3 separate regions of the Homo sapiens genome follow, and all the other regions are linked to region 2. A link is a contact called in ENCODE Hi-C or POLR2A ChIA-PET data. All regions are on one chromosome and are shown on one strand. The core of a region is the stretch at or near the end of the contact, and the rest is flanking DNA. Distances in the headings are between cores, read along the strand shown. Region 1 holds the start of CD274 (CD274 molecule). Region 2 has its middle 22 kb from the start of LINC02851. Region 3 holds the start of RIC1 (RIC1 partner of RAB6A GEF complex).

Evidence for each region. A loop is a pair of places that touch in the nucleus more often than their neighbours do. ChIA-PET counts read pairs that join two places held with the same protein, here RNA polymerase II (POLR2A). Pooled maps may share reads with other maps.
Region 1: a loop to region 2 is called in a map of CD8-positive, alpha-beta T cell, with 11 times the contacts of the local background. The contact joins the promoter of CD274 here to the enhancer-like site in region 2. A Hi-C loop is called at or near these places in 2 of 168 maps with a recorded cell type or tissue (CD8-positive, alpha-beta T cell and naive thymus-derived CD4-positive, alpha-beta T cell), 3 of 37 single-sample maps with no recorded cell type and 8 of 50 pooled maps.
Region 3: a map of CD8-positive, alpha-beta T cell shows a loop between it and region 2 (18-fold over the local background). The contact joins the promoter of RIC1 here to the enhancer-like site in region 2. A Hi-C loop is called at or near these places in 10 of 168 maps with a recorded cell type or tissue (B cell, CD4-positive, alpha-beta memory T cell, CD8-positive, alpha-beta T cell and 5 more), 7 of 37 single-sample maps with no recorded cell type and 23 of 50 pooled maps. POLR2A ChIA-PET finds 5 or more read pairs at or near these places in 2 of 52 experiments (HEK293 and activated CD4-positive, alpha-beta T cell).

Annotation. Positions count from the first base shown.
Region 1 is chr9:5,449,292-5,453,852 of GRCh38, reverse strand. It overlaps CD274 (CD274 molecule), which reads right to left and starts at 3,311. Exons shown (of 7, transcript NM_014143.4): 1 at 3,257-3,311. RefSeq lists enhancers at 3,035-3,194, 3,485-3,534.
Region 2 is chr9:6,679,678-6,683,993 of GRCh38, reverse strand. No RefSeq gene overlaps it. Among named protein-coding and RNA genes, the nearest start is that of LINC02851, 22 kb to the left of the region's middle. RefSeq lists enhancers at 268-527, 2,096-2,215, 2,286-2,575, 2,041-2,789, 2,696-3,075. Within about 2 kb of position 2,318, at least 41 of the 41 ENCODE cell types and tissues checked have a DNase peak (open chromatin) inside an H3K27ac peak, as active enhancers do; they include B cell, CD8-positive, alpha-beta T cell, OCI-LY7 and 2 more, where a contact is called at or near this core.
Region 3 is chr9:5,627,513-5,631,968 of GRCh38, reverse strand. RIC1 (RIC1 partner of RAB6A GEF complex) reads right to left here and starts at 2,862. Exons shown (of 26, transcript NM_020829.4): 1 at 2,516-2,862. The coding sequence starts at 2,659. INCR1 (interferon stimulated noncoding RNA 1) reads left to right here and starts at 2,242. Exons shown (of 3, transcript XR_007061406.1): 1 at 2,242-2,402. RefSeq lists enhancers at 2,042-2,542, 4,453-4,456 and a silencer at 2,563-3,102.

The DNA.
Region 1 (4,561 bases), core at 2,062-4,561, 1.2 Mb after region 2:
CAAACACCCTGCAGTGCACAGGCCAGCCTCCCACAGCAAAGACATACAGCCTAAAACGTCAACAGTGCCAGTGCTGAGAAACCTTGTCACCACTGTGAGCAAAAAACATTTCAGTGTATATCTTTCAATTTTTTTCCCTGTAATCTTTTAAAAAGTAATTTATAACCTTATCATACATTTAATACCCATTTGTTTCATTAAAGCTTATGGCATAAATATTGCCCATCTTACTGCATGGTATTCATAAGCATCTTATTTAACAGTTCCATAATATTTAATCCCTCTATTGTTAGGTATCAGATTGTTGCCAATTTTTTAAAATATCATAAGTATTTGTGTGTTCAGCAAATATTCGTTGAGTGCCTACTGTGTGCCAGGGCCCCAGGCTAGGCCCTGAGGATAGATTTTCCCAAATAGTGTTGCTGATCAAAGAAAAAGAACATTTTTCTGGTTCTCAACACATGTTGATAATTGGTACTGTTACACTGTATTTTCACCCATTGTTTAAAAAATATTATTTTTTTGCTAATTTGAAAGATCTGATCATTTTTTGGTCTGTTTATGTCACTGGTTTCTTATCAACCTGTATGAGTCCTTCATGTTAAAAGATAAAAAGGTTAAGTGAAATAACATGAGTCATCATCCTCTTGCCAGTGTTAGGTACCTATTTTTTTATTTCTTTCCTTTCCGTCTATCCTGTAGATGTGGAATAGCGATGGCATTCAGGCCTGTGAGGTCACATTTGCTAAAATGGGGCTGCAGCATCTATCAGACTATCTTTTCCTTGGGCCAGAGTTAACTGTACAGTTATAAAATATTACTTATAAAATATAAATATTACTTATAAAATATTTTATAACTGTACAGTTATAAAATATTAATGTGATATTTTATGATTATTGTATTATAAACACAAATTCACTTACTAGGCAGAAGAAAACTTAAAATACCCCTAATGCCAAGCAAAGCATTATAACCATATGGGAATAAAACAAAGGGACATTAAATCTAGTCATGGATTACAACTAATTTTGCCAATGTTTATGGCCTACTCTGGTGGAGTTCTTGTCCTTTAATGAATTTGGTTGAAATTTTTAGGAGTAATAAAGGCTTCCTGGAGGGTGATGGATTAGATCCAATATTTACTTAATTTCTTATCAAACCCTCTCTTCCACAGCTCCATTTCCTTGGGGTGCAGCTGTCATTAGTGAGGGACGAAAAGGCAGAATACAAAGATCATGTAAATACACACATGTTCTTTAACCTCTAAACCTCATATCAGGGCAGTTGGTCTAAGAGAAGAAGACTGACATCTTCTTCAGGTAAGAATTATGACCATATGTGAATTCCCATATCCGAATGGAGACATTTAAAGAGCAATGAAATGTAAACTGGGGAAGAAGTGATGGCTCATTCAGGTTGGGGAAGTGGGTTTGTCCCTGGGGGAAGCCCAGTATAACACTATGGAACTAATACTACTTCTCTATCTTCCAAGGGTAGGATGGGTAGGAGGATGAGATAGAGAAAAAGTTAAGCAGCCAGGAGCAGTGGCTCATGCCTGTAATCCCAGCACTTTGGGAGGCCGAGGCAGGCGGATCACCTGAGGTCAGGAGTTCGAGATCAGCCTGGCCAATATGGTGAAACCCCATTTCTACTAAAAATACAAAAATTAGCTGGGCGTGGTGGCAGGTGCCTGTAGTCCCAGCTACTCGGGAGGCTGAGGCAGGAGAATCACTTGAACCCGGGAGGCAGTGAGCTGAGATTGCACCACTGCACTCCAGCATGGGCAACAGAGTGAGACTCTGTCTCAAAAAAAAAAAAAAAAAGACAAAAAAAACCGGTTAAACTTCCTTTCTCAAAAGTAGGAGCAAGAGGCCTGCATGGTGGCTCCCGCCAGTAATCCCAGGACTTCTGGAGCCTGAGGAGGGAGGATCGCCTGAGGCTAGGAGTTCGAGAACAGCCTGGGCAACATAACAAGAGCCCCATCTCTACAAAAACAAAAAAAAAATTCTTAAGTAGGATCAAAGATTAAGACAGTTGATTTATTAAACCTCTACTAAGTGACCAAACTTTATTAAACTCCATGAAACCCCATGCCCAACCTCCTTCTCAGTCACACTGAGACACTCTTGTACATTTTCCACATGGGGTTTCAATTCCCCACAGTATTTCTGTGACTTCCTTGAAGACCACACTCTAACTGCTGTCATGTGGCCTCTGCCTACCTACTTTTACTGAGAAAGGCTAAGTTTTTCTTCAGAGTATCATAGTTCTCCTTAAATACTGTTGACGACTGTCATTGTCAACTGATACATCCTTTCTGGAAAGCATTTTCAGTTTTCTTCAAAAGGCCTTTAAAATATTCAGGCTCTTTGACTAAGTAGTTACACTTCTAAGTTTACTTGAAGGAAACAATCAGCAATATTCCAGAGATATATATGCAATGAGTTCAGTGAATGGCTAAGACAGAACCACTGTAAATAACCTTTATACCCAACAGTGAGGAATTAATTTCATTTAGTTACCCAATCTAATCGAATGCAGCAATGAAAACATTTTTTAGAAGGTTATTTAATTCATAGAAAAGCATCCACAGTAAATTTTTTTCAAGTATTAAAAAAAGAGGTAGAACAATGGTACTTTTACTCCTTGTGTTATAAGACAAACCCAGACTGAACTTTGACATAGGCCAAGGTCAATGTGTCTAAGAAATGTTTTATTATACTATTTTTATTCTTAGGCTCCTCCATTCCTCTTTTAGGACTCCTTTGGGTTCTCAGAATGGACAGAGCAAATAAATTCCGTTCAGGGATCCTGGACCTGCTTAGCGCAGGAAGAGACTTACTTAGATGCTGCAGCTGGGATAACTTACACAAGTCATGTTACTAGCAAGCAGCTGGCGGTGGACTTGGACCCGTGTCCAGACCTCCAGCCTAGCATCAGAGCTATATTCTGAACACACAGTCGCATAAGAATGACTACCTATCCTATACTACCTATCTTATTTATTTTTAGAGGTATAAATTATTTTTAGAGCAAAACTGAATCGCGCCTGGAGGAAGGCCAGATGCATTGCCTGTTCTTATTAACCCCAACAGGTAATTGGCTCTACTGCCCCCTAGACCATCGCGTTCCCTTTCCCTTCTCCTCTCTCCATCCCAAAGAAAGGGTGTAGAGACCCTCCGTCCTAAAGTGCCCAGCGAGCTAGCCAGAGATACTGGGCCGTGGGCACCCGCGGAGGAACAACGCTCCCTACCTGCAGGCGGACAGAAGCGCGGCTGGTGCGGAGCCTCGGGAAGCTGCGCAGAACTGGGGCCGCGCGGGACGCGCCAGCTGCTCAGCGTTGCGCCAGGCCCGGAGGCGGGGTCCCGCCCACCTCTGCCCAAGGCAGCAAATCCAGTTTGCCGGGCGTTGGACTTTCCTGACCTTCGGTGAAATCGGCGGAAGCTTTCAGTTTAGGTATCTAGTGTTGGTGTCCTAGGAATAAAGCTGTGTATAGAAATGAAACAGAAAGTGAAACATGTCAGTCCAGTTTTCTTGTAAATGAGATTTTCACCGGGAAGAGTTTCGAAGATTAAAGCAAATCCACATTTAGTATGTTATTAATAAAAAAAGAAATTTACAACAAGCCAACATCTGAACGCACCTTGATTTTACCTTCAGAGGGGTAAGAGCTTAAGGTTACCCCTTAACCTTTATCAGAAAGGCGTCCCCCTTTCTGATAAAAGCCTCTTCAAGGTGACTGAACATCTTGACATAACTTGATATAACTCTACAACATATAAAAAGTCAGCAGCAGACCCATATGGCTTTGGTTTTTATTCTAGAAAGTAGGTGTGTGTGTGTGTGTATGGGTGTATAATAGGAAATATATTTTTAAATCGTGGATTCTGTGACTTCCTCAAAGTTCCTCGACATAATGAAACTTCATTTGCTTTGTCATTAAAAGAACTTCCCATCCCGAGCTACATCTTTTAAGAATGCTCAGGGTCCCTGATATTCTGCCACCCTAAGGATTAAGGCTGCGGAAGCCTATTCTAGGTGAGGGTTAAGAAAGCCCTTTTGAAAGCTTTGGGTTAGTGAATGGGCCCAAGATGACAGACGATGGTGTCATAATTTACTTAAGTATTATCCCGCGCTGAACTTCTAGGTGCTCTCTTTTCTCGAACTCCTTGACCTCAAGTGATCCGCCAAAGTGCTGATATTACAGGCTTGAGCCACCGTGCCTGTGTGCTCCCTTTTCTTTTTTTTCTCTTTTTCTAAATTGAGAAATTGGACTCTTCGTTGTTTGCCTTTCCTTCTTATTCATTTCAACTGCAGTTCAAAATACTGCATAATGAATGAATATTGAGATAGCCCTTGCATTGGTTATGACATTTGCTTCCAAAATAAGAATTTTCACATTCTGATTGTATCACAGATTTTTATTTTTATCTGGGAAATTATTGAGGCTGACACTGCCTTGATTTGGCAGGAGCATGGAGTTCTCTTTGGCCCCAATAAAATTGCAATAGGGTTTGGGCCCAGCTCAGATGTTCCTTCTTTCAAATCACTTTTGAGG
Region 2 (4,316 bases), core at 1,069-3,568:
AAAAGAGGCATTTTACTATTTTATATTGGGTAAGCATGGAAAAGGAGGCAAACTAATTTATTTGAGTGTGTAGAGAAGAAAAAGCAAGTTTTCCTTAACCATGGTAAGGTTCATGGCTGAGACTCCTATAACAAAATACAGATTAACAAGAGAAAAGCATACAAATTTGTGTAATATAAGTTTTACATGATGGGGAGTCTTCCTAAGGAAATGACCCAAAGAAAAGTCTGTGTACTTTTATGCATAGGTTTGAGAAAGTGGATAGTTGTGCAGAAGTATGATTGAACAAAGCGGGTATGATCTCACGGTAATAAATTGGGGGCATGAGATTAGCAAGACCTGTTTGTTCAGATTATTCTTGGTGTCCCTGTGTGACATTCCTTCCACCCTGATATAGGGCAGGACACCTGCCACATGAGGGTTTTCAAGAGAGATAAGAGGATGACCTTCCTAGGCTTTATGGCCTGCTTCAGAGACGGGTGAGGGAGATGTGACAGTGGCCTTCCAGTATATGCTGTTTTCTCAACTTCCAAGGTGCTATGTTTGGGGGTTGGGTTTCCTATGCCATATCAGTGCTTACAGTATGACAAGCAGCATGATGAGTGCTTTACAAAGCCTGCACTACATGTCAGGTAGTTTTTACTCATTTGTAAAATGAGCAATCTTCATTTTAGAAAGACTGACCAAAGGCCCAGTCATACAGATAGACGGTAGAATCCGGAATTGAAACTAGCTTCCTAAGCTACAATGGAGTGAAGCAAAAAAAGGAACTAAAACTAGGTCTAGGCTGGTAGGCTGGGTGCAGTGGCTCACGCCTGTAATCCCAACAATTTGGGAGGCCGAGGCAGGTGGATCACGAGGTCAGGAGATCGAGACCATCCTGGCTAACACGGTGAAACCCCGTCTCTACTAAAAATACAAAAAATTAGCCGGGCTTGGTGGCGGGCGCCTGTAGTCCTAGCTACTTGGGAGGCTGAGGCAGGAGAATCACTTGAACCCGGGAGGCGGAGCTTGCAGTGAGCCGAGATCGCGCCACTGCACTCCAGCCTGGGCAACAGAGCGAGACTCCGTCTCAAAAAAAAAAAAAAAAAGATTTTGAAGCATATGTTTCAACAGAGCAGATGGAGAAAGTTACGTCAAACGTCTTGAGAGGAGGACATGGAATGCCAAACACAAGGATCTAAAAACGGTAGTGGTGCTTTAATCCCACTGCCTTGGGACAGTGACGGAAATCAGGGACAAGAAGAAATACATTTCTTGAATTGGGCAGCTGAAAACCTAAAAAAATCGCTATCAAGTCCATTTATTTGTGTGTGTACATTTATTTATTTGTATTATTATTATTATTTGAGATGGAGTTTCGCTCTTGTTGCCCAGGCTGGAGTGCAGTGGCTCATCTCGACTCACTGTAAGCTCCGTCTCCCGGGTTCAAGCGATTCTCCTGCCTCAGCCTCCTGAATAGCTGGGATTACAGGCACGCACCACCACGCCCAACTAATTTTGTATTTTTAGTAGAGATGGGGTTTCTCCATGTTGGTCAGGCTGGTCTCGAACTCCCAATCTCAGGCGATCCGCCCACCTTGGCCTCCGAAAGTGCTCGGTTTACAGGCATGAGCCACTGCGCCCTGCCTGCATTATTATTTTTTAATGAGACGGGGGTCTCACTATGTTGCCCAGGCTGGTCAGTAACTCCTGAGCTCAAGCAATCCTCCTGCCTCGGCCTCCCAAAGTGCCATTTATATTTTATATACTCTAAAGGACCATGGGGCAGATACAGCACAGGCGGAAAGTCAGCTTTGAGTTAAGCCTGTTGGAGATGTAACAATACCAGGCAGAAACCCAGAAAGATGGGGCGTAGGGCTGGGTGCAGTGGCTCCCGCCTGTAAGCCCAGCACTTTGGAAGGCCAAGGCAGGCGGATCACTTGAGACCAGGAGTTGAGACCAGCCTGGGCAACATGGCGAAACCCCGTCTCTACCAAAAATATAAAATTAGCAGGGCGCTCACCTGGAGTCCCAGCTACTCAGGAGGCTGAAGTGGGAGGATCGCTTGAGCCCGGGAGGCGGAGCTTACGGTGGGCCGAGATCGCGCCGCTGCACTCCAGCCTGGGTGATAGAATGAGCCCCTGTCTCAAAGAAAAAAAGAAGGAAAAAAAAAAAAAAGAAATGGAAGCAGTGTAGGACCGAAGACGTCTGGGACGGAAGCTCACCCCCAGGAAGGCCTAGGGAGAGAGGCACCGGCGACGTGTCTGCACCACGCGTCACCGGCACGCGCGGTCCACACTCCAGCGCCGGGTCTCGCGAGAGCCCCAAGCGCGGAACCGAATCTGCAGGCGCGCCACTCTTTGCCTGCGGCACCCTTCCTCCAGTTCTCAGGGTGATGGTCGCGATAGTTGCACCAGCACATGAGGGCGAAAACCTCTTGTGCTGCCTCCCCGTGACTGCCAGTTCCCGGACCACGTTCTCCCCAAGAGCCCAAGAAGGGCAGACAGCCAGGCGCGCTTGGCTGGTCTCGGGAGGAGGAAGTGGCGGAAGTGGGATTTGGGAAACAATCCTGGAGTCGGTGTGCTACGCATGCGCCGAGGGAAGCGGCCAGGCGGGTGGAGGCGGTGACCGCGCGGAGGCACCGGCGGCCCAGAGGCTTATAGTCTCGCGCGCACAGCAGCGCGCTACGCGGCCATCACAGCACAGCCGATCCAGAGTCCAGTCACGTGACCCGCTCGTGGCAGTCCGTGTGGGGCACTGTAGTAGCATTTAGTGAGTCAGGCGAACCTAGCGGGCTGCCGCCCCAGATCAGTTTCTCCGTCAGATTCCATTTCTCCAGCGGCACCTGAACCGGCGCGGTCCTCTGCGTCTTCTTGCTCCCTGGGGATGGGGCCCGGAGCCCCCTTCTTCATAGAAGGGAAAGAGATTTGAGCAGGTGGAAGGAACAGGTGCCCAGGACGCTGTCCCGACGCCCACACGATGCGCTGAGACCTGAGCTTACCCTCGCGTGTCCCATCGTGCGGTGGTTCTGTCGCGGCCCTATGGGGAGGGACTCTGTCAGACGGGGACGTCACGAGGCGGCCTTGCCGGGCAGGGTATTGGGGGTACCGGCTCCATAGTTTAACTCCGCCTAGTAGTGACCGCGTCTTTTTGCGGTTTTCCTCAGTCCTGTGGCCGGAGACCTCTGCAGTCTCCCTCCCGCAATGGAGACGTCCTAGGAGGTCTTCTGTTTCCATGTTTAGGGAAATGGGAAACCTACATAGTTTAGTAACAAATTGAAAGAGTAGTCCAAAGTCTTCCAACAAAGAAGACTGCAAGCCACCATGGCTTCCCTGGCAAATTGAACGATATATAAGAGGAAAACATAATTCCAGTCTTTAATAGTTCCAGAATAAAAGGGGGAAGGAAGATGAAAGCGGGTAACACTTTTAAACTTTTTAATGGCCTAGCATAACCCTGATAGGAAAACCTGACGAGAACAGCGAATGGAAGGAAAAGTGTATGCAAGTTTTGCTCATGAGTCTAGACGGGAAACTCTGTAAGCAAAATATTAGCAAAATCTAGTATTATGTGAAAGGAATAATACCATAGCCAAGTTATGTGGTTTTTTGTTTTGTTCTGTTTTGTGGGGGTTTTTTTTTGAGACGTTTTGTTCTTTTTTTTTTTTTTTTTTGAAACCTCCACCTCCTGGATTCAAGTGATTCTCCTGCCTCAGCCTCCCGAGTAGCTGGGATTACAGGCGTGCGTCACCACGCCCGGCTAATTTTTTTTGTATTTTTAGTAGAGACGGTGGGGGGGTTTCACCGTATTGGCCAGGCTGGTCTGAAACTCCTGACCTCAAGTGATCCACCCGCCTGCCAAAGTGGTGGGATTACAGGCGTGAGCCACCTCGTCCAGCCAAATTAGGTTGTTTTAACATGAGAAGACAAATTACTGTAATTGAAGATACTAACTAATTAATGGAGAAAATATCATCTTAATAAATGTAGAATAATTTATTAAATTTAACACTTATTCATGATAAACACTCATGGAAAACCAGGAATAGAAGAGAAATTAATCTTATAGAGGGTATCTGCAAAACACCATACACCAAACATCCTACTTAATGGTAAAGCGTTGAAAGCGTTTAAGAACTTGGGGCCTTTAACTCTACAGAGTTTCCCAGAGTTGTGACTTTGATGATTCCATATACATAGACCATTTCAACATGTTTCTCTGTCCTATTTCCTGCTAATTGGTATGTTGGATTATTTTATTCCTTGGAACATAGTAATCATAATTATTTTGTAATCTGTATTATGATAATTCCAGTGTCTGAATTTTTTTCAAGG
Region 3 (4,456 bases), core at 1,613-4,112, 1.1 Mb after region 2:
TCACTCTAAATTATGGAAGTATAACTGATAGCCCTTTAATTTACCTAAAGGCATTTTCACTTTTAAATGAAGTTTGTTAACCTAATTAACTTACATACTTTCAGGAAGTTTACAAATTAGAAAATCAAAATGAAAACTTTCATACAGAGTAAGAAAGGGCATATCCCAGGAAGAGAAGATTGGAAGCTGGAGTCTAGCATATGTATCCCACTCACCTAGGCATGTAATCATACACCTTATAATCACTTGGTTCAATATTTGATTTTTTTTTTTTTTTTTTTTTGAGACAGAGTCTTGCTCTGTCGCCAGGCTGGAGTGCAGTGGTGGGATCTTGGCTCACTGCAACCTCTGCCTCTTGGGTTCAAGCGATTCTCCTGCCTCAGCCTCCCGAGTAGCTGGGGCTATAGGCGTGCACCACCACGCCCAGCTATTTTTTTGTATTTTTAGTAGAGACGGGATTTCACCATGTTGGCCAGGATGGTCTCGATCTCTTGACCTCGTGAATATCTGATTTTTTTCAGTGACAACAAAGCTGGTGCCCAGAGACCAAGGTTAACCACTCATACTACAGTACTATACAGCCTCCTCTAAGGTATTCCTGCATTTCATTTCACTCCAGACCTCTAAACCCATGGGTTCCCTACAGCCTAACTTTTGCACAACAGAACTTAATAGTAGGGGTCCCTGGACTTCTGTGGAAAAAGGAAGTTGCATGTGAGGTGGGAATTTGAAAGAAGAGTATGAATAGTTTAAATTCCAGAACTGCCTTGGATTTCTAGATGTCGTATGTAACTCCAAAACCAAACAATAGACATGCTTAAGAATATTCACAATGTCCCTAAATTAAAGCATATGTTTATGCTTCTCTTATGGGGGAATAAAGTGGTTTACAGGCTTCTGGTCAATTCATAGGTCATATTGTTTACTTTTATTTAAAATTAAGTTAGGTCTGCCTTTTTAAAGGTAAGAAAAGTTAAATTTTAGACGAAAGTCTAAATTTGTTACATTCAAAAGGAATTATGTATTAAATTCAAAAGACAATTTAAATTCAAGTTCTATTTTTTTCTGCATGTGCTTTAAAGTTGAGTTATATACACCTAAACAAATTAAAAATTATTCAACTGGCATATACATTGTAAACGAATATCTCATTTAGGAACCAGATGATACTTTATATATATTTACACATATGTTTATATATATACACACACACATACATACATATATATTCAAAATACAATCAGGCACTAGACAAAATAGTCATATTGTTGGTATTACGATTTTATAAGTTTGTTTTGTTCTGATTTGCATTTGAAAATTAGATCAGCCAAAACTTGATGGCAAATAGTCTGATTTACAGCCCAACTATGACAGTCAAAGGAGACACCAGAATTACCCGTCACTAAATCCCATCACCAGTATTACCAGGGAAGTGGGTGAGGACTGTCAAGGGCATTACAGGTAATGGAACAGCAACACACAAAGATTTGGGGATTTTAACAAACTAAAACCAGTATTTCACGAACACCTAATAAGGACAAGATCACAACCTATCCCCACATGGTCAAATTAACTTGGAAAGGAGAAAAACTTCACTCTGACATCGATTGGTACTGCCTTCTTTGGGGAGGAAAAAAAGCATTTTTATACTCTGAACTCTGTCGTTCTCATAGACAAAGTTATAGCAGTGTTTGCAGAGAGTAGGGAGTATCCCATCCACCACTTATTTCTTTCTCATATCTACTCAGTAATTCAATACAAGAAAGAAAAAGATAACCAGGACTTAAAGCAAAAACAGAATTCAGTTCCATGCTCCTCCCAAGCCTTATTATTTCCAGGTGTTATAACTGGGAGTTCCGCGGACAGATTTGAGTTCTACTTCCGCTCCTTTAACCCCCTATTCCGAAGAGTCCAAGAGCAGCAGCAAAGAAAAAGACCAACTCGAAAGTGGGGAAGGGATGTTGGGGTTAAAGAGGGGAGTTAAATAACCAGACCTTTAGTGAAGAATAAAGAATTCAGGCTGTAGTTTGTAGAAATAAGTTATTACAGGCCTGTAAAGTCTGGCGCTGGGTAAAGCCCAAGAGGCTTTCCCTAACTCCAAAACGGCGACCTTTAAAGTAAGGGAGGGTTGGGGCACCACAGCGGCCGGATTTCTAATTGTGGAAAGTTTAAACAAATTTGTCCCTCGGGGAATGGGGGAAGGGAGAGAAGAACAAGTCTGGGCTCGGCCGGGGAGCGTGCGGAGTCTGCACGCCGCGGCCGTCGGTCCAACGCGGGGAGGCTCAGGGATTTTCGGCAGCAGCGACTTCATCCACCCCGGACCGCCGGCTGGAGGACGTGCCTGCAGCCGGCGGGTACCTGCGGCCAATTCGGTGGAACGAGGACGCGGACTGCGAAGGCAGGTGGGTCTGGCACGAAGGGGCAGGAGTCCTAGGCTCTGGGTGGAAGTTGGGGGTGGGACGGCGCCGGGAGGCCGGGGAGGCAGCGGCGAAAGGCGGCGGGCGGCTCTACTTACTCGGCTGTACCAGATGCTGAGGCGGGCCGCGGCCAGCACGGCGAAGAAAGCCCTCTGCGGGTCGGACTGAACGTGGAAAGGCGCCTCGGCCGGGCTCCCCAGAGGGCACAGCAGCCTCTTGGGCCAGCCGCTCAGAAAATACATGGTCCGTGCGGAGCCCCCGGCGCCCCCAGTTGCGTCCGTCACACTCAGCGGCCCCGGGCTGGTCGCCCACCTCCCACACCGCCACCGGCCGAGTCGGCGGCGGCGGCGGCGGCAGCTCGGGGCATCTGCCCGCTGGCCTGGCCGGGCCGGGCCGACGCAAGGCTGCGCGACGAAGGCACCCCCAAGCTGACGGGGCCGAGTGTGGGGGAGGGAAGGGGAGGGAGAGTAGGGACACAGAGAGGGCGGGAGGAGCGCGGAGGCCCGCCCCGACCCCGCCCCTTCCTCAGGCCGCGCGGGCGTCACCACGCCGCGCCGCGTGGGTCGGGCCGGGGAGGGCCCGCGCGCGCGCTCTGGAGACTCCTGCGGTCTCCCTAGCTGTTTCTTGAAGCTCTGCATAAGCCTCGCCCGCGGCCGCCGGGTTGCGTCCGCACTTCTGCGCGCTGGCCCCTCCCTTGCTCCTCTCCCTAGCAGTCTCCAGGGTTTTACCGGGAGGACCTAGGCAACGGCCTGAGACTCCGAGGCAAGTGGGGCGAGTCTAGGGATAACGCAGCAGCAAGGCTACTGGGCCGGTGGAACACGCCCTGGCCTGGCCAAATTGGACCTCCCTTCCGGATTGGCGGGGTCTCGGTGGGGGCGGGCCGGTTGCCGGGGGGAGCTGGAGTCACGTGACGGCCGGCGCGGTTTCCCACTTTGGGCTGCCGGCCGCTGTGGCTGTGGTGGGCGGTAGGGGCTTTTACCGTGTGAGCTCCTTTAATGCCGGGGTCTGCAGTGAGAGCTGGTGATGAAGCTCCTGCCGGTGTGGAGCTTACATCCCTAAGGGAGCGTTTATTTAATCAGTAAATAAACCACTCACCATGAAAGTATTGAGTTCTGTCTCCTGCCTTTCAGGAGTTCTAAATCTATGTCTTTGAAATCCATTTCCATTCGTCTCAGCCTTACCAGCCATAACTTTAGATGAGAGGAGGCTATCTCTTTCGTGCTGCAAAAGGCTTGGACTTAGTTTTAGAACTGGAAGGGACTGGTGATAGCGTAGGTCCATATTTAGCTTTTGGACCCCAGGTATCACCTTAGCTGTAACTTTCAACGGATTGACCCAGTGGTAACGTCTGAATAGAAGGAGGGTTGAGGGGATATGGTGTGGAATGGGGGAAGGAGGAGTCTGAAATAGAAGAAAGATTTGCTTCTCATTGTCTACCTTTTTTAGTACAGTTTGAATTTTTCCATATGTTTGTATTACTTTTTCAATTAAAAAGCCAGGTTTAAAAAATGACCCCACATTAAAAAGTAGCAACGTAGGCGGGGTGCTGGGGCTCACGCCTGTAATCCCAGCATTTTGGGAGGCCGAGGCGGGCAGATCACTTTAGGTAAGCAGTTCGAGACCAGCCTGGCCAACATCGTGAAACCCCCGTCTTACTGAAAATACAAAAATTAGCTGGGCGTGGTGGCAGGTGCCTGTAATCCCAGTTCCTCAGGAGGCTAAGGCAGGAGAATCGCTTGAACCTGGGAGGCGGAAGTTGCAGCAAACCAAGATCCCTCCACTGCACTCCAGCCTGGGCAACAGAGTGAGACTGTCTCAAAAAAAAAAAAAAAAGTAGCAACATAAACAGAAAAAAGGAAACAAAGAAACTTAATTCATATTAGATATAGCATTGTAGCTGGTATTCATAACCAAATATGTAACTTTCTGTAATTTTTCTAAACATTCACTGCATTCCCTGGAAGGTGATGATAGAATCCTGTATTCCTCAAATGGAGGTTGAAACTGCCTCACCACTCACCAGCCTGTTGCGATCAGAT